2 separate regions of the Homo sapiens genome follow, and region 2 is linked to region 1. A link is a loop called in an ENCODE intact Hi-C map of the cell type or tissue named here. Cell type or tissue: Calu3. All regions are shown on one strand. Links, peaks and the distances in the headings refer to the core of each region. The heading gives the core; the rest is flanking DNA.

What was found. A loop is a pair of places that touch in the nucleus more often than their neighbours do. Peaks named below come from ENCODE experiments on the same cell type or tissue, not always from the same donor. Only the 100,000 strongest peaks of a DNase experiment are listed, where the experiment ranks them.
Region 2: it touches region 1 in a loop (6-fold over the local background); 45 of 110 quality-filtered maps call a loop at or near these places.

Annotation. Positions count from the first base shown.
Region 1 is chr16:68,392,070-68,402,422 of GRCh38, reverse strand. All of the region lies in intron 1 of SMPD3 (sphingomyelin phosphodiesterase 3), which reads left to right. Among named protein-coding and RNA genes, the nearest start is that of SMPD3, 51 kb to the left of the region's middle. RefSeq lists enhancers at 2,274-2,901, 2,902-3,531, 4,113-4,613. In Calu3, for the core only: a CTCF peak has its summit at 5,676 (motif pointing left); a DNase peak (open chromatin) is centred at 5,712.
Region 2 is chr16:68,514,799-68,525,151 of GRCh38, reverse strand. It overlaps LOC105371321 (a long non-coding RNA gene), which reads left to right and starts at 9,135. Exons shown (of 4, transcript XR_933693.3): 1 at 9,135-9,510; 2 at 10,225-10,353. RefSeq lists enhancers at 4,038-4,087, 4,128-4,177, 4,198-4,277. In Calu3, for the core only: CTCF peaks have their summits at 4,182 and 4,384 (motif pointing left); a DNase peak (open chromatin) is centred at 4,321.

The DNA.
Region 1 (10,353 bases), core at 841-8,840:
TGAAAAGCCACACTGAGTTGAGTCATGACTCTGGCTTATTGCTTGTCCTCAGATTATGACAAATATGCACACAGAATCAATCCCTGCCTCCTGGCCCTCAGCACCCAGATGCAGCCCCCTTCCTAGGGCAGTATGTCACATACCTTCCCCATTTTATAGAGGAGAGAAATGGAGGCCTGCAGAGGTGAGGTGCTGTATCACTCAGGGTTCAATCAGGGAGGCAGAATACTACAAGTATAATGGAATCAGAAATTTATTCTAAGAATTAGACCTTATTAATTGTAGGAAGAGCCAGGGAAATGACAGTCTAAAAGGGAGAGAGATGTGACTCAGAGGAAGGTCACTAGCCAGCCGTGGCGTGGGTGAAGGAGAGTCGGAGCTTGCAGGGAGGTCCTGCTAAGGAAGCCTGGGTAGGATTCCGTAGAACCTTGTTGCCTCTTTGTGGCTACCGCCTCTGTGAGTTTTCAGAGAATTGTCTGGTGTGGGCCTGGGGTCGCTGTTGGTCATCTGGGCTGGCAGTCGGGAAGGAGAGCTGAACATAAAGCCATGACAAGTGAGGATAAACTGGAAGCTGCTGTCCTCTTAGCCATTTGGCATGTTTGCCTTGCTGGGATTCTAAAGATCTGCGACGAAGGCATTTATATGGTCCTAGGTGCTTTAAGAAGGCTTCCAGAAAACCTGGTATGACAGCCTGCCTTGTACCTATGAAATTCTCCTGTTCTGGCCAGCACAGTGCCCTGAAACTTCCCCTTGCAATAAGAAGATTGAAGTTCCTGGAACCAGGCTATTGGTGTGGGGATCTCAGATAATTACCTTTTAGGCAAGGCCAGGATTCAGGGAGATTCTTGGACATGCCCTGTCCCACCTCCACCCTGACTCTAAAGCATGCTCCAAAGACAGGGCCCTGTCTTCAAACTCACCCCCTGTAACATCCCACTTACGCCCCAGCCCCTGCTGCCTCCTATACCCCTATCACCCCCAATTCCACTTCCAACCCCAACCGCCCAAACTCAAGTCTTGCATTTTCTACTCCCTACTGGGCATCACCACTGAGCTGGGTGGCAAAAACCTAAAAAATTGGCTCAGAAAACCTCCAGTGCCAGTGACATCAAGTCCAAATGCGTCAGCTACATGTTGAAGTGCTCCCTGCAACAGGATATGGCATGCCCCTCCCCTCAGCCACTGTGTTTCCCTCAGGTGGACTGGGGCAGAAAAGGGGTGAGACGCAGGGATGCTGTGGAAAGTGCCCAGACTTTGGAGCATGACAAATCGGAGCTCAAGTCCCAGTTCTGACACTCACGGATGCTGGCCTGGGTGGTTCATTCAAGACTCTGTACTTCTGTTTCACTATCTGAGCTCTGAGGCCAGCACCTCACAGAGGGTGGCACTGGCAGTGCTCTGAAGGTGAGGGGTGGGGGTCAGGAGAAAAAAGTTCAATCCAGTGCAAAACTAGCAGATCCAATCACAAGCATCCAATAATCTGATTATTGTTTGGCCTCTGTGATCCCACAAACCACCACTTAGAAGAGAAATCCTCTCTCACTCAGAGCTGGCCAGAAGTTGCCATGTACCTGAACCCAGTTACAGTCGTCAGCCACAGAAGGGGCTGGTATGACTGGCCCTGCCCACTGGGTGATTGCTCAGGTTTGGTTTTGAACAGAGCAGTGTTCCAGGTGTCTAGGCACCTTTGTCGGGGCTGGAGAGGCACAACCATGGCAGATCAAGGCTGCAGGGACACATGGCCAGTCTGAAACATGCCCCCATCTGTGTGTGGGACATACAAGTGTGTGTACTTGTAGCATATGGTACTAAAAAAGTTCATCTCTTCCACTTAATTTTTATAAAACTGTCAGAAAGTGCAAGTTGAGGATTCTTGTCTGAATCTAATCCAACCACTACTGTAGTCTAACCCATGGGCCAGCTTCTGTCCCTTGATAAATGTGACTTAGAACAACCATATTGAATTAGGAGCTGATTATATCTGATTTGCCCTGTAACAGGGTTAGGTCCATTTCCTGGGATATAGCAGAAGGGCCTGATGGTCACCAAGCTAATCCATAATTATCGTTTAAAATTACAGCCCAAATGGGTCATGCTGGCAAGGTCAGGGGGACACCCTGGCAGAGCTGGGCTGGACTCAACAAGAAACCTCACAGCTTCCAGCACCTCCACAAAGCCCTTAACCCTTACCCAGGACCACATCACCCCCGACACGTATTTGAGGGTGGTTCCTTCTAGAGGCCACTTGGCAGAGGCAGGAAGTGGGACTAGGAGGCTCTGTGGCAGGATGGATTGAGAACAGCACTGGTTTTAGAGTCAGACAGACCTGGGTTCAAATCCCAGCTCCTCCACTGTGATCTTGGTAGCATGCTTTACCCCTCTGGGCCTCAGTTTCCTCATCTGTAAAATGGTGACTACAATAGTAGCTGCCCTGCTATGGAGTAGAGTGGAGAGGTGTGGTGACATCCACACTGGTGCCTGGGGAGGCATGAGGCTACGGAGAGAAGCTGGGCCCAGGCCAACTTGGCCTTAGCCCTGAGACAAGGCAGGGCTTTGGGTTTATCGTGGATGTCACTGATGTACTGTGTTTATAGCAAGGGGCTCCTCTCTGGACATGATCACTACTGAAGCAAAGTCCATACCTGGCCACTGCTGCAGTCTTCCAAATGATGAGGACGAGGCAACCTGGCAGTCCAGGCGAGCAGCAGCTGATTGGGTTCCAAGTCATCCAGGAAGAATGGCCAGTGGGGGGTCTGACCATCATTCTTCCTTCCTCCCCACCCACTTGCCCCTACATTGCATCAGCTGCCTCTAGGGAGCCTGGGCCTCAAGGCTCCTTCTTTGTGGGTGTCCACAAGATGGGATGGATGGCACTTGGCTCTTGAAGGGGACCCCACAGGCCTAGAAGGGGTCCCTACTTCCCTCCATTCCAGGCAGCAGATGTACTGGGGGCGTGGGGACAGCAGAGTTGTTCTCTTTACATCCAAGGCCTGTGGGACCAGGGGCTGACATTCATAAACGAAGCACAGTGGTGAGTGGACATGCTATGGGGCACCAGACCATGGGGCAGTGGGGGTAAGAAGGTGGCTCCTCCTTCTCACCTCCTGACCTTCACCTTGAACCCAGAGCAGGAGCCAGGTAATAGGAGAAGCCAGAAGTCCCCATGTGGGGAAAATGGGACCTCACTGCACAGCCTAGCCAGTCCTGATTTTGAATCCTGAAGTGACCTCCCCCCAAGCCCACCCACAGGGACATTTTCTGGCTTCAGCATTTGAATGAGAGTCTGAGAACCCAGAGGTGTAGGCAGAGGCTGGGCGGGCCTGAGGAGGCCGGGAGGATTTGCTCTCTTTGTTCAGAGCCAACAACTACAGGCTCAGTGTTTTTAAATGTTTGAATCAACAGAGGGACTGTTTATCACTATTTTAAATAAGAAACGTAATTAAAGGTTAGTGAGTCCCCAGAGCTCCTGGCCACGATGTCAAAGGCTTCCTTGACCTGGAGCGGGGAACAGAATGAAAAGTGACCACAGACACACTCCACTTCGGTGTGCTCTGCCACAGATCCCGCCTGATGGGTGCTCCCACCAAGGCCCACAAAAGATTCTGTGGCTAATGGAATGGCATTTCACATAGGTCCACGTTTTTCTCATTCCTAGGTGGCTTTTCTTTCTAAACTTGGGAACATGGAGATTCTATTTTAAGAGCATGAATTACTGTCCAATTTTAATGTAACTAATGCAAACCAAAAACCAACTTTGAACTGAGGAAAGGAAACAAAAGCAATTTATGGGATAATTTTGTGTTCACATCCCTCAAGATTACTTGAGAACACTTGTCTGATGCATTTATTTCTGGTCAAGAAAAGTGAATCGCCAGCTTTTTGGTGGTTTCTGGAGAACAAGGTGAAGGTTGGCCACATCAGCCTGGAAGACTCCAGCTCGGCCACCTCAGGCCAGGATCCTCCTCGGGGCTCAAAGAGGTAGTGTCAGGAAGGTAAAAATAGTGTGAGGGATTCGGCACCAGCTTTCTGACACATGGTTTTCTCATCCCGGGGACTGCCACGTAGGGCCCTCCTTTTCCAGCTATTCTAAGTGAAAAAGGAAAAAGTAAGGTTATTTGAGAACTACATAAAAACAGCGCTATATTTCAAGCACCTTTTCTGTGAACTTCCTCCCTTCCCAAGTGCTCTTTTTGGCTCTTCTTTCCTCACCAAGCCAAAAATGGGATAAGCCCCAAGCTTCTGTCCTTGACCCCCTTTTTCCCTCTGCCTGTTCTCCCTGAGAACATCCACAGCTGCAGCTCCAGCAGGGGCCCAGGTGGCCACAGCCCTAGCACATTCCAGACGCCCACCCACCTCTTGGACTCCCTCCCTCCCTCCCTCCCTGACGAAGCCCCAACATCCCAGAACCAGATTCTGCATCTCCCTCTGGAAGGCTGCCTTTGGGGCATATTCCTCCCTGTGGTTGTCATCCCCTGGCCTTGCCTGTCTGCAGGTGGCCAAGACTGTTTGACATGTGACCCAGGTCCCAGACCCTCTAGAGGCCACCTCTGGGGTGGTGCCAGGAGCAATAGAGGCTCACTGTAGGAGGCCCTAAGACGAAGCACTGCCACCAGGGGAGGGGGGAAGGCTTCCTGAAGAGACCACCCCCCGCCCCCGCAAAAGGCCAGAAGATGAGGAGGAGCTGACCAAGCAAGGCGTGGAATTCCAGGCTAGGGAAAGGCCCTCCCGGAGAGAGAACGGGACCAAGAAGGAAAGAGGAGAGCTCTAAGGACAGGATTGGCAAGAAGTGCGACAGGAGAGGAGGCAGATGTGGGGCATGGATTTTATCCTGGGGGCCATGAAAGAGTTCTCAGCGGGGAGGGTACCCAGGTGTGTACCTAGAAAGATCACTCTGGCTTCTGTATGGAGAACAAATGGAGGGCGCAAGGCTGAAGGACACCAGGGAGAGACAATGGGCTTGACCGGGGTGTTCCCCATCATCCCTCAGCCCCACAGCAGAACTCTACCTGGTTCCTGCTGGGTTTATACCTCCCAATCCCCACCAGCTCTCTGACCATTCAGATATCCAGGACAACAGTTGATGGATGAATTCACACTCCAGTGTTAAGAACAAATCATGGCAGCATCCACCTTGAATCCCTCTGGGACAGAGGAGGAGGCAGGTAAGAGGGAAGGGTGGTGGCTAGCAAGACTTCCCAACCCCTGGGGTGTTCCTCCCTTACCTATGGGTGCCTCCTGTGTATTAGAGAGCCCCATCGGTCAAAATGCTAACCAGGATGGGGCTGCAGATAAGTCTTGCTCACAGAATCTGTGCCACCCTCTGCTGTGTGACTGAGCAAGTCACTTATGCCCCTCCAAGCCTCAGTTTTCATCTCTGAGTACGGGATCAATAATACCTACCCTCCCCAGGCTGCTTAGGGGATGAAACAAGACGTTGTGCAGGGAATGCTCTGAACACAGTGCCTGGCACACAGTGGGTACCCCAAAACATTTTTTATATAATCATGTTGATGAAGATGATGATTCCAGTAAGCTATAGGCACTCACAACACACACGTGAGTTCACACAGCTTTTAAATTTCAAGTCTCCATCTTGCATTTTCGTTTTGTTTTCTTTTGTTTTACCACAAAGTAGCCTCATTGAGGCAATAATTCAAACAATTGGGAGCAGTTTCTCACAGCTCCTGCTGTGCCCCCTGGTGTGTACAAAGGGAATCGAACCTTCTGGTGATGGACATGCCCGCCTGGCTAGAAATCACTTTATTGATTCCACCGAGGTTCCTGGAATGCCTGTCAGGGACTGGGCCCTGTGCTTGGAGCTCAGGGGGCTCTACGCTGCCAGTACAAAGCCCCAGGGTGTGAGACTGAGGGGAGGGGGTTGGAAGCTTTAGAGCTGAGCCTTGGAGGAGGGGTGTCAGGTGGACCACCAGGGTGTTCCAGACACAGGGTACAGCATGTGCAAAGGCATGGAGGCGTGAAAGAGCATGGTATGTCCCAGGAACAGTGAAAGCTAGAGGTCGGGGCCATCACATCAAATCAGTGGGAGAAAGAGGGGCAGAAACGAGACTGAGGAGGGCAGGGCCTGGTCACTGGGGTCCTCAAGCCAGGCCAGGTAGAAGGATCGATCCTGGGGGTAGAGGGAGATCTGGAGATGCTGGACAAGGGCAGAATGAGCTCAGAGCTGCTGCTGGTGGGGATCACAGGCTTCAGCCCAATTAGGAGGGAAGGGGCTCAAAGCAGGCAAGACAGGAGGAGGCCCTGGTGGCGGTGACAGCCACGGAGGGGTTGGGAGTAGGGACTAGAAATGGACTCAAGAACTAGGAGTAATTGGCCTTGACTCTGGACAGGACACTTGGGGCTAAGGGAGGGGCCAAGGACAGAGTAGACAACTAGGGGCTACACCCGCTGAGGCTGGAAGGGCAGGGCTGGGCCGCCCAGGCCAGGCACACTGAGTTGAGGCACCCCTGGGACAGGACTCTGCTCCCTGCCTTCCCTCAACAACTTTCAGTCTGTTTTTCTCTCTTCTTTAACTGCCACAATAGGAAACCAAGATCTTTTTTATTGTTTGATATATTCCTCATTTTTAATTTAAAAAAAAGAGTAAGTGAAATGTTTTCTATTTCCTTCTCAAACAGAAAAGCAACATTACCTATACACATAGTCTCTCATGTATAGGAATGTCTAGATTTTACTTTTCCCTTGATGTATTTTTTTAAGACAGTTTAGGCACCGGGATGAAATTTAGAGCTGTCTGTCACCTTGGTGCTCAGCTAGCTGCCACTCAGGGTCACCCCTTAAGTGGGCCCAGGCTAGGGCGGCCACAGGCCTGAGCTCACCTGCCCCGTCTCAGGCTCATTGCTCAATGGCTTGAGGTGAACTGGGACATGACGGCTATGGGACTGAGATCTTCCCTCAAAGCCAGAGGGCACGCTTTAAACCCTGGAGATGATGACGTTTTGATAAAGTTTAAAAAAACTATTTCACTCTGCAAGACAAACAGCTAATAAAATAGAATCTTTTTTGGTAACCACCCATACACCAATCAATCTGTCACTCGAAAAACTAGTTCCCAAGAAGTGTGAAATGAGGCCACTCTGGAGTTCTGTGGGAACAGAGAGCCCCTGAAAAGCCTTCCTCTCGACCAGATTACAGTTGCCACCCAACAAAGGGAAAATCTCTGATTCTGAGCACAGGAAATACACAGCTAATTAGTTGCTCAATCAATACTGACTTTTGGAAGGTGAGCCATGAGGCTGGGGGTCACTGTTACACTGTTTATGTGCCCCCAGTCCACACTATCACCTATAATCCTGCCTCTTTTTTTTTTTTTTCCAATTCCAGCCCCCTTAGGAAAGATATATATATATGTAAGCATTTCCCACCCAGGGGGGCTAGCCAAGGGAGTGATGCCACAGGGGCCTCTTCTGCACTGCAGCCATTCAAGCAACAATTTAAAACAAAGGGTCATTCAACACCACCAACAAAAATCAATAGGACAAGCCTCAGTCATAAAACACATCTCTGTGCCCACCTGAGGCCACCATTGGAATGAGATTTCACCTCACTCACTGTCTCTGTATCTCCAGCTCTGCCTGATGGCCTCTTGTTTTTTCTATTTTCCCTTAGCTCTAATTCCCTATTTAAACAAACAAGCAAAAAAAGTCTCATATTGTACATAGGATACAGTTTAAGTTATCTTAAATCTTTTGGGGAACAAGAGAAAATAAATGATAAATAATCAGAACCTGCCCAAAGCAGCTGTGACTGAAGAATTCTGAATCCTGCTGCACTAAACTTAGAAGGAAAGCAGACAGCTACAAGTGCTAAATGATGAGCAGCAGTGTCTGCATGCAGTAGGCGCCTAATAAATGTCAATTAATTTGTTTTTTAAATGATGGAATCTGAAGGAACAAATAAGAGGAACTGGATAATAACTACTTTGAAAGAAATAAATGACAACAACAACAAAATACTGACAGAAACAGATCAGAAAAAATAATAGCTGTAATTCCACGGTGAAAATTATAAAAGAATTAGAAAACACCTGGAAGTAGTAATTGGCATTAACAGAAACAAATACAACAAAGAAATTAGTGATGTTGAGGATAAGGTAAGACATGAAACCTAAAATGTAGACAAAGAAAACAGAGGAGAAAATAACTGATTTGGAAAATGGAAAATGGTATCACAGCCCTAAAGTAGGCCTAGAAGAGAGAGACGAATGGATGAGGAACACATAAAGGAGACATCAGGAAAGAAATAATATAAGAAAAGTTTCCAGAAATGAAAAAACAGCTCAGCCTAGAACTAAAGAAAACACACTGTGCCTTTCAAATTCAACTCTGTGGGAAAGACATAAGCATTTCCTAGTGTAAATTTTGAATTATAAATTATCCAACAAGCTGAAGTGAAGGGAGATATGTTCTTCTGAAATTGGTAAGAATGACAAGAGAACTGACATCACAAATATTAAAGACAAAATGAGCCTCAAAAAACTGTGCAATTCTGACTGCACAAGTAGATTCTAACCACATCAGTTATGCTCCTAAACAAGACTTGTTCTCTGCAAGTAGGGGAAAGCAAAGTCTTCTAAAAATTGGGGGAAAGTTGTGCACAATTGTACTTTTTTAAAGCAAAGGAGAGTATCTGATTTTTACAAAAATATAAAAGACAAAAGCTATCTTATATAACAAGAAATTAGAATTAGAATGGACCAATTGAAGAAGAAAGAAAGAATAAGTGATCTGACAAAATGTAGTCACTCCCAAGAGTCCGCCTACACTCTAATATTCTCAAACCTGCTCCAATCCAGACCTCAACTCTGAGTTCTGGGTCTGAAGATCCAAATTCTGTCTGGACATGTCTATGCAAATGTCCCCCAACACCACAAACTCTGCCTTCACCCATTCACCCACCCCCACTGCCAGTGAGCAACTTCACTAGCCATACAGTTACCTGAACCAGGAGACCTCTGAATAAATTCCTGGTCCATTTTCCTTTTTGTTTTTTTTGTTTTTGAGACAGAATCTCGTGCTCTATCGCCCAGGCTGGAGTACAGTGGTGCTATCTCAGCTCACTGCAACATTGACCTCCTGGGTTCAAGCGATTCCCTGGCTTAGCCTCCTAAGTAGCTGGGACTACAGACTCACACCACCACACCCAGCTAATTTTTGTGTTTTTACTAGAGATGGGGTTTTACCATGTTGGCCATGCTGGTCTTGAACTCCTGACCTCAAGAGATCTGCCTGCCTCGGCCTCCCAAAGTTCTGGGATTACAGGCATGAGCCACCATGCCCAGCCTCCTGGTCCATTTTCATGTTACCCAGGTACCCCTTGGTCCCCATCCATTTGTATAAGTCTGTTTGGGCTACCATAACAAAATACCATAGACTGGGTGGCTTAAACAACCGAAATTTAGTTTCTTACAGGTTAGAGGCTAGAAGTCTGAGATCAATGTTCTGGCTGATTCAGTTTCTGGTAAGGGCTCTCTTCCGGGCTTGTAGACAGCCACCTTCTCACTAAGTCCGCATATGGCTTTTCCTTGGTATGTGTGAGCACTTTGGCATCTTTTTTTTTTTTTTTTTTTTCCCAGACAGCGTCTCATTCTGTCACGCAATCTCAGCTCACTGCAACCTCCGCCTCCTGGGCTCAAGTGTGCCTCAGCCTCCTGAGTAACTGGGACTACAGGCGCACATCACCATACCCGGCTAATTTTTGTCTTTTTAGTAGAAACAGAGTTTCGCGTGTTGGCCAGGCTGGTCTCTAACTCTTGGCCTCAGGTGATCCTCCTACCTTGGCCTCCCAAAGTGCTAGGATTACAGGCGTGAGCCACTGCACCTGGCCTGGCATCTCTTCTTATAAGAACGCTAATGTTATCAGATCAGGGGCCCATCCTTATGACCACCTTTAAACTTGATTACAAATGCTCCTCAACTTATCAGGGTTACATCCCTATATGCCCATTCTATGTTGAAAATACAGTTCCTTGAAAATGCATTTAATACACCTAAACTAGCAAACATTATAGCTTAACCTAGCCTACATTAAACATGTTCAAAACACTCACATTAGCTTACAGTTGGGCAAAATCATCTAACAAAGTCTGTTTTATAATAACTACTAACATTTTATAATAAAAAATTAAAATAATAAAAAGAAAAGGTCAAAATTCAAAGTACAATTTCTATGGAATGTCTATTACTTTTGCACCATTGAAAAGTTGAAAAATCTTGGCCAGGCACAGTGGCTTATGCTTGTAATCCCAGCACTCTGGAAGGCCAAGGCGGGCAGATCACCTGAGGTCAGAATTTCGAGGCCGGCCTGGCCCACGTGGTGAAACCCTGTCTCTACTAA
Region 2 (10,353 bases), core at 993-8,992, 120 kb before region 1:
AGACGGGGTTTTACCATGTTGGCCAAAATGGTCTCGATCTCCTGACCTTGTGATCCGGCCACCTCGGCCTCCCAAAGTGCTGGGATTACAGGCGTGAGCCACTGCGCCCGGCCTGGGCTACTCTCTTATGGTGATACCCTTTCTAGCTCCTTCTCTAATCCATGACATCTTTATTCTCCATCTCTATACTTTTAAAATCTCTATTACTTTTAAATGTTATATAAATGAAATCATGCAGTATATGAGCATTTAAGATTGTATTTACTTTTTACTCAGAATAACACCCTTGAAGTCCATCCAAGTCATCATGCATATTAATAATTGATTCCCTTTTATTGCTGAAGACTATGCTATTGTATGGAAAACTTTACCACAGTTTGTCATTAGTTCAGTCTAATTAAAGTTTCTTATTCAGATATATGTTGGGGAGGGCAGATAACAAAAAAAAACCGGGCACTCAGTTCCCCAGACCCACACAGCTGTGAGCATCTGGCGCCTTGTCACAGACACCCTGTGGTGACGTCTGATAGGTCTGATCTTAGGTTACTGACACCTCCATAAGCCCCAGAAAATGACTTTCAGTTCAACAAAAGTTCACTGAGCACCTAGTAGCCCCAGCTGTCTGAGTTCCTCTGGTGTTCTGCCACCCTGGGTCATTCTGAAGGGCTCTACAAACCCTTTATTTTTTATATATTTTCATGTATATCGAAATGGGGTCTCGTTATGTTGCCCAGGCTGGTCTTGAACTCCTGGGCTCAAGTGATCCTCCTGCCTCTGCCTCCCAAAGTGCTGGGATTATAGGCATCAGCCACTGCACCCAACCTTCCACACACTCTTGATTCATCTCAACTGCGGTGACTCAGGCCAGAGCCAAGTGGTGTCACCTCAAGGCAATGTAGTCCCTGTGGGTAACAAGGGTCAGCAGTCAGGAGACCTCACACTGGGCTCCAGTTCAGCCACCTGACTTTCCCAGAGAGGCCCTGCTCAGGCCAGTCACTTGTCCCTTCGTCAATTGATGGATGGGCCCCAGGAGTACCCGAGCGAGAGGTGAAGCCAGCTGGACTTCCTGGGTCGAGTGGGGACTTGGAGAACTTTTCTGTCTTACAAGAGGATTGTAAAACGCACCAATCAGCACTCTGTAGCTAGCAAGGGGATTGTAAAATGCACCAATCAGCGCTCTGTAAAACACACCAATCAGCAGGATCCTAAAAGTAGCCAATCACAGGGAGGATTGAGAAAAGGGCACTCTGATAGGACAAAAACGGAACATGGGAGAAGACAAATAAGGGAATAAAAGCTGGCCACCCCCTTCAGCCAGCAGCGGTGGTCCCCTTCAACACCATGGAAGCTTTGTCATTTTGCTCTTAACAATAAACCTTGCTACTGCTCACTCTTTGAGTCCATGCCATCTTTAAGAGCTGTAACACTCACTGCGAAGGTCTGAGGCTCCATTCTTAAAGTCAGCGAGACCACGAACCCACCAGCGGGAACCAACTCCGGCCACCCTAGCATCCCATGTTTGCCCTCACCTGGTCTCTTTTATCACAGGCTTTCCTCATGGGCTTGAAGTCATGAATGTCCACCCAGGCAAGGCTTTCCCCAGATACCTCTGTGCCCCCGAGACGAGGATATTCAATGACCCTGGGATGTGGCTGGTTGTGGGGAGGGGACTGATCCCACGCAGCCATTCAAGACACAGATGGCATCTGAGGGTTTTTGCAGCCAAGCAGAGGACTGTGTTTAGAAACAAAAAAGTGGACAAGGCCGGGCATGGTGGCTCTTGTCTGTAATCCCAGCACTTTGAGAAGCCGAGGCAGGCAGATCGCTTGAGGCCAGGAGTTCGAGACAAGCCTGGCCAACATGGCAAAACCCCAACTCTACTAAAAATATTTTAAAAATAGCCTGGCCCGGTGGCTGTTCGAAATCATGCCACTGCACTCCAGGCCTGGGCAACAGAGCAAGACTCCATCTTAAAAAAAAAAAAAAGAAAGAAAGTGGACAAAATGAGCCAAGGACAGGATAGAGAAGGAGGGCAGAGAAAGAGTGAGGGACTAGAAATTAAACAAATTTGGGCCAGGTGCAGTGGCTCATGCCTGTAATCCCAGCACTTTGGGAGGCTGAGGCGGGCAGATTGCTTGAGCCCAGGAGTTTGAGACCAGCCTGGCCAACATGGCGAAACCCTATCTCTACTAAAACTACAAAAATTAACCGGGCCTCGTGGTATGCACCTGTAGTCCCAGTTACTTGGGAGGCTGAGGCACAAGAATCACTTGGACCCGGGAGGCAGAGGTTGCAGTGAGCCGAGATCGCACCAGTGCACTCCAGCCTGGGCCACAGAGTGAGAACTTGTCTCCAAAAAAAATAAAAAATAAAAAATTAAACAAGATTGTTCTCATGCTATATTTATTGAATTATGTTTGTATCTGAATTTATTTATTTATTTGAGACGGAGTCTTGCTCTGTCGCCAGGCTGGAGTGCAGTGGTGCAATCTGAGCTCACTGCCACCTCCGCCTCCCAGGTTCAATTGATTCCTCTGTCTCAGCCTCCCGAGTAGCTGGCATTACAGGTGCCCACCACCACACCTGGCTAATTTTTGTATTTTTAGTAGAGGTGGGGTTTCACCATGTCGGCCAGGTTGGTCTCAAACTCCTGAACTCAAGTGATCCACCCACCTTGGCCTCCCAAAGCGCTGGGATTACAGGCATGAGCCATGGCACTTGGCCTTGTATCTGAATTTTTAAATAAACTTGCAAATTAATTAACTTGCAAATATTATAGCCGAGATAGTTTTTGTTCATGGCTGATGTCCTCCAACATTACAACCAGATACATGGATCCAAGAACCTGGTCTAGATTGTCCTGAGGCTGGGCCTGCCAGGGGCCCAGTTACAGAGATATTTGACAGCCAAGCAGGTTCTGTCTGTAAGAGGAACTTACCCACTTATGTGCCCACGAACTGTGTGCTGAGTTAACTGAGCTAAGCTTATGACATAAAGGCTTTATTTATTTATTTATTTATTTATTTATTTATTTATTTTGAGATGAAGTTTCACTCTTTCACCCAGGTTGGAGTGCAGTGGCGCAATCTCGGCTCACTGCAACCTCTGCCTTCTGGTTTCAAGTGATTTTCCTGCCTCAGCCTCCCGAGTAGCTGGGATTACAGGTGCCCACCACCACGCCCAGCTAATTTTTGTATTTTTAGTAGAGATGGGGGTTTCACCATGTTGGCCAGGCTGATCTCAAACTCCTGACCTCATGATCCACCCGCCTCGGCCTCCCAAAGTGTAGGACCACAGAGGCTTTGCTTTATTATAAAGAGTAATGGTTTTTGAGAAGAGCTAAGACAGCTCCTTCATTGTATAGATGAAACTAAAGCCCAGAGAAAGACACTAGTTGGAGGAGGAAGAATGTGGTATAGGAAGGAAAAGATGCCTGTCATCTGCTGGAGGGATTCTTAAGTTACATTGTAGCATTATGTCTTCTTAAATTCACCAGGTAAAAGCTTATGCTTAAAACTATTTAAATTCAAAAGTGGTAATTTAAAAAATAGAATGCTGAGTGAAGTGGCTCGAACCTTTAATCCCAGCACTTTGGGAAGCTGAGTCCGGAGGATCACATGAAGTCAGGAGTTCGAGACCAGCCTGGGCAACAAAGCAAGAGCCTGTCTCTACAAAAAATACAAAAATTAGCTGGGCATGGTAGCATGAGCCTGTGGTCTCAGCTACAGGAGGAAGGCTAAGGTGAAAGGACGGCTTGAGCCCAGTAGTTCGAGGTTTGAGGCTGCAGTGAGCTATGATTGCACCACAGCACTCTAGCCTGGGCGACAGAGTGAGACCCTGTCTCAAAATAATAATAATAATAATAATGATGATGATGATAATAAAGTGAACACATTGCTTGACTGGGCTTTGCTCATTTGCTTTGCTTTCTTCCATTCTGTTCCACTTTCTCTTCGCTCTGTTTCCAGGTCTGCTGTTGTGTGATCTCCAAGTGACTTTCCCTCTCTGGGTTGCTATTTCATCTGTACAATGCAGGAGCTGTTTTGGCTGATCCAAAACACCATTTTAATTTTTCCTACCACAACTGCTAAGTCCAGTTCAACCAGTGAAGGTGTGACCTGAGCAGAGGTGAGAAAACACGAAGGTGAAAGTAAGCTGGGTCCTTCATCTCTGCCTGGACCTTGGCCTGGGCTCACGGCCTGCCTGGGGCTGATGGCCACAGACCCCCGCCCCCACCCCAGCGTCTGATACGCCGCGCCTGGGGCGATCTTGGTACCTCCCCGCCACCGCGTGGGGACAACACATTCGCAGCTCCGCGGTTACCAAGGCGACCCAGCTGGTGTATCCTCGGTAGCCCCCTAGCGGACACTTATGGAACCTGCAGTTCTTTCCTTTACCTCGGGCGGCGTATTTCACCTGCAGCCCTGTCCAGAGAGGGGGCGGCTCTCTTACCTGGCCTCTGTATTGCTTCTCTCTACCCTGAGCCTGGCCACCCGCCCCACCTCTCCAGACATTTCGGTTTCTCCTCCAGGGACCAGGCTTCTCTGGCTTTGTCACCCAGGCACAACAGCTCTAATTACCCATCCCTTCCAGCCAGGGTCCTGGGGACTTCAGAAGGGCTGTCACCCACGGCACTTCCAAAGTCCCTCTCGAGAGTGTAAAAGTCTGGCCGGGCGCGGTGGCTCACGCCTGTAATCCCAGCACTTTGGGAGGCCGAGGTGGGTGGATTATCCAGCCTGGCCACCATGGTGAAACCCCGTCTCTACTAAAAATACAAAAATTAGCCGGGCGTAGTGGTGGGCGCTGTAATACCAGTTATTTGGGAGGCTGAGGTGGGTGGATTATCCAGCCTGGCCAACATGATGAAACCCCGTCTCTACTAAAAATGCAAAAATTAGCCAGGCGTAGTGGTGGGCGCTGTAATACCAGTTACTTGGAAGGCTGAGGCAGGAGAATCGCTTGAACCTGGGAGGCGGAGGCTGCAGTGAGCCGAGATCATGCCACTGCACTCCAACCTGGGCGACAGAAAGACTCTGTCTCAAAACAAAAAAAAACAAAGAAGAGAGAGTGCAATTTATTATTATTTTTTTCTGAGACAGAGTCTCGCTCTGTCGCCCAGGCTGGAGTGCAGTGGCACTATCTTGGCTCACTGCAACTTCCGCCTCCCGGGTTCAAGTGATTCTCCTGCCTCAGCCTCCAGAGTAGCTGGGCTACAGGGGTGCACCACCAGGCCTGGCTAATTTTTGTATTTTTAGTAGAGCTGGAGTTTCACCATATTGGCCAGGCTGATCTTGAACTCCTGACCTCAAGTGATCCACCTGCCTCGGCCTCCCAAAGTGCTGGGATTACAGGCGTGAGCCACTGTGCCTGGCAATGAGTGTAAAAATCTTATGTGATGTGGAGTAAAATACCCTTCCCTCGGCCAACCCCCTGTCCACACCCCACCCCCAGCAACCCTTGACTCAGACTCTGGCTTTGGGATCCACTTTTCCTTACAGGCCTCGTGCATCTGTGTGATGGAATCCCATAGGCAGCACAGCCCGGCCGGAATCCAGGGAGCCACTAGTGCATGGGGTGGGGCAGCATCACCAGAACTGGGCATACAGCCTCTGTTGGGAGACAGGCAAGCATACAGACAAGCCAACCCAATACAGGACTGGAGGTGGGCAGTCACAAGGTTGGTGGCGCAGTGTGCTGGGAGCACCACATGGAAGGGGGAGGACCACAGCCTGAGCTGGGCAGAAAGGCTTCCTGGAGGAAGTGATGCTTGAGCCTTGAAGGATGAGTAGGCGCTGGCCTGGGGTAGAGATCTCAGTGATGGCTTGAGGGGTGGGGGAGGACTTCTCTTCAGAGTCTACCTTCCTGAGTGTCACTCCTCATCAGGGCCCCTCCTTGCCCTTTTCCTCTTCTCACCCTGTCCCCATTCCCTGGGCAACCTTCCCCAGCCCAGCAAATGTAACCAGCATCTCCTTGTTACACGTGATCCTTTTCTCCTCGTCACAGGCAGTCCCTGGATGTGCCCTGGACTTGCTTGCCTTCCTGGTGAGTTTATTCATCCTTCAAGACCCAGCTAGAAGGCTGAGCACAGTGGCTTATGCCTGTAATCCCAGCACTTTGGGAGGCTGAGGCGGGTGGATCACTTGAGGTCAGGAGTTTGAGACCAACCTGGCCAACATGGTGAAACCCCGTCTCTACCAAAAATACAAAAATTAGCCAGGTGTGGTGGCGGGTGCTCATAATCCCAGCTACTCGGGAGGCAGAGGCAGGAGAATTGCTTGAACCCAGGAGCCAAGGTTGCAGTGAGCAAGATTGCGCCATAGCACTCCAGCCTGGGCGACACAGCGAGGCTCCGTCTCAAAAAGAAAAAGACCCAGCTAGATGTTCACTCTTTCTGGCACCTTCCCAAAACCACCCTTTCAATCCTGTATTTATTCCACAAACTTCTACTGAACACCAGGTATTAGGCCCAGGATGTGGCCCTACATTGCAACTTTTTTTTTTTTTTTTTTGAGACAGGGCCTCACTCTGTCACTCAGGCTGTGGTGCAGTGGTGAAATCATAACTCACTGCAGCCTTGAATTCCTGGGCTCAACCAATCCTCCTGCCTCAGCCTCCCACGTAGCTAGGACAACAGGCGTGTCCCACTATGCCCGGTTAATTTTTGTATTTTTTATAGAGATGGGATCTTGCTTGTTGCCCAGGCTGGTCTTTAACTGGCCTCATGTCATCCTGTCACACTGGCCTCCCAAAGTGTTGGGATTACAGATATAAGACACCGCACCTGGCCCCTACATTGCAACTTTCTGTTCATCTGTCGGTCTTCCTAGCTGGCCAGGATTTCCTGTGAGCCGGGGGGAAGCTGAGTTGTATATTTTATTAATCCTCAGCCTTTAATATTCATGCCCTGAATGAATGGGTTAATGAATGAATTAATATAAGTACAGCTTCTTGCAAAAAACAAATAAGAAACACCTCAGTTCACAGGGCTGGCACTCTCTGATTTCCAGTTCTGTCCCCTGCCACTCTCTCAAAGGTATTTGGTCATATGTTATTAAATTAAAGTGAATTAAAATTTGCTTGAAATAACTACAGACTCCCCCGCTCTCCTGGGCCTGCAATGACCAGATTACATCTCCTCCAGGCACAGAAGTTTGACATTTCATTGCAAAGTCATTTTCTTCTCATTTCCTTATGTTGCTAAAATATTCTATTTCTCTTCACTTCCCCTTTGTGTCCCCATTACTCACGTTTAGTTAAATTTATCTGCTGCCATTTAATCATCTGAGATAAGCTTGCTGGTGTGGCTGTTCTTAGGGCACTGCCTCGCCTTCCCAGACCGTCTGTCTCCTCCCAGGCCACTCGGAGAATGGGATCCAGACCCCTCCCCCTGGGGACAGAGTGTCTGGGTTACCTTCAGACCCTGGGTTTCTCCCCAAGGCAACTGACTTCAGGGTCCTCCCTGCCCCCAACCCACCCACCGCCTTCCTCCCCAGCCTCCTCCTCTTCTGTTTTCTGGGGTATGGTTTTCATTCCGCCTCCTGACCTGGCACTTCTGTGGCCCCTTTGGTCACACTGAGCAAGTGGCCTCATAATTCTTCTCTCAGTGGGATCAATGAGTAAATCCTTAAAGGGACAAAATATCTAGCAGAGTAGCCAATGTGGGAATTGTTCAGTGCCTGCTTGGGACACTGCCAGACCCACCACATTCCCAGAGCTGGCTGGGGTACCCTTCTCCTCTCTGGCCTACCCATTCTCACAATGTAACCAGGGGAACATTATTCTCCCTGGAGGTAGTTGGTGGAGATCAGAAAGGCACATTTTGCTGGGCGCCGTGGCTCACGCCTGTAATCCCAGCACTTTGGGAGGCTGAGGCAGGCAGATCACATGAGGTCAGGTGTTCGAGACCAGCCTGGCCAACATGGTGAAACCCCATCTCTACTAAAAATACAAAAATTAGCCAGGCATTGTGGCCGGCGCCTGTAACCCCAGCTACCTAGGAGGCCGAGGCAGGAGAATTGCTTGAACCCAGAGGCAGAGGCTGCAGTGAGCCAAGATCGCGCCACTACACTCCAGCCTGGGCAACAGAGCAAGACTCTGTCTCAAAAAAAAAAAAAAAAAGCCTCCTGGGAAGAACAAAAAGACATTGGCAGAAAGAAACTGAAGGTTACTCCTGGGCCAAGGGGCAAAGAAGGGGTTGTCAGGGGACTTAGCCTAAATTTCAATGAGGGACAAAGGGAAAAGAAACTCCATAGGGTCAGTGTAAAGGACAAAGGGAGACAAATAGAAATTGTTTTATAGTTATATTTTATGAGTCACGTTTGTAGGACTATACATATATTATTTATATGTCATTTAATTTCTTTCTTTAAATAAATGTGCTTTATTTAATTAATTTATTTTTTGAGACAGGGCCTCACTCTGTTGCCCAGGCTGAGTGAAGTGGCACAATCACAGCTCACTGCAACCTCAACCTCCTAGGCTCAAGAGATCTTCCCACCTCAGCCTCCTGAGAAGCTGGGACTACAGGCGGGTGCCACTATGCCCAGCTAATTCGTTTTCTTTCTTTCTTTTTTTTAAGAGATAGGGGTGTCCCTGTGTCACCCAGGCTGGAGTGCAGTGGTGCAATCATAGCTCACTGTAGCCACAAACTCCTGGGCTCAAATGATCCTCCTGCCTTGGCCTCTTGAGTAGATGGGACTATGAGTGTGCAACACCACACCTGGCTAATTTTTTAAAAGGTTTTTTGTAGAGATGGGATCTCACTGTGTTGCCCAGGCTGGTCTTGAACAACTGGTCTCATGTGATCCTCTCACCTCTGCCTCTCAAAGCGTAGGGATTACAGGTGTGAGCCACTTTGCCTGGCCTAAAATGTACTTTATTCTTGTGTCAATTCAAAACGTATGCATCTTTCTAGAACAAGATCCTATCTCCGGTCTACATTCATCGATATTTTCTATGATCTACAATTGCATCTAGGTCAAACAATCTATTATCTTTATTATTTCCCAGTTTATGCTCTTAAACTCTTATTTCGTTTAATTTTCACAACAACCCTGAGAGAGAAGAGCTCTTGTTCTTTGTGTTCTATGTCTCAGGACCAGAAATTAAGAAAGGGGTCCAAGGAGTAAGGGACAAGAGCCAAGGTTGATTGGAAAAGTCAGGCCTGGCATTTGGGGATGTAGGCAGTGGTGGTGCCAACAGGTGGTGTCAAGGGGCTTTAGGAGCGGGTGTCAGCAGCTGCCATGGGCTGAACGTTTATGTCCCTCCACAATTCACCAATGTGATTGTATTAGGAGGTGGGAGTCTTCGGGAGGTAATTAGGTCATAGGGTTGGAGCGTGCTCATGCTGGGGATTAGCGCCCTTATAAAACAGGTTCCAGAGAGCTAGCTCACCCCTTCCACCACATGAGGACACAAGGAGAAGGCGCCATCTGTGAACTGGAAAGCAGACCCTCACTAGACGCCGACTCTGCTGATACCATGATTGTGGACTTCCCAGCCTCCAGAACTGTGAGAAGTCAATTTTTGTTGCATATAAGCTGCCCAGTTTGTGGTTATTTTGTTATAGCAACCAAAACAGACTAAGACAGCAGCCCTCCCTCAGATCTCAGTCACACCTCTATTCTTAATTATAGGCAGTTGCTTAGATGCCCTCTGAGGAGGTTCTGGGTGGGGCCTTTTGATAGATGCCTCTAGGACAGTGGCACCGTGGCAACCGGGACTTCCACAAGGGTGCATGAGGCTCTCTGTCTTTCTCTGTGTGTGTGTGTGTGTGTGTGGTTTTTTGTTTTTTGTTTTTTTTGTTTTTGTTGTTGTTTGTTTGTTTTGTTTTGTTTTTTTGAGGGGGGTCTCGCTCTGTTACCCAGAGGCTGAAGTTGCAGTGGCGCGATCTCACCTCACTGCAACTTCCGCATCCCGGATTCAAGCGATTTTCCTGCCTCAGCCTCCTGAGTAGCTGGGAGTATAGTCACACGCCACTATGCCAGGCTAATCTTTGTACTTTTAGTAGAGACAGGGTTTCGCCATGTTGGCCAGGCTGGTCTCAAACTCCCGACCTCAGGTGATCTACTCACCTTGGTCTCCCAAAGTGCTGGGATTACAGGTGTGTGTGTGTGCCACCACACCCGGCCTTCACTCTCTCTTTCTGAGAAGATTTCTCACTATGTTGCCCAGGCTGGCCTTGAACTCTCGGGCTCAAGTTATTCTCCTGCTTTGGCCTCCTAGGTTAGCTGAGACTACAGGCATACACCACACCCAGCTACTCTGTCTCTTGAAGACCCCCTCGAACACTGGGTCAAGTGTCATGACCAGAACTGATAAACCCAGAGCCTTGTTTGAGTGAGCTCGAGTTTT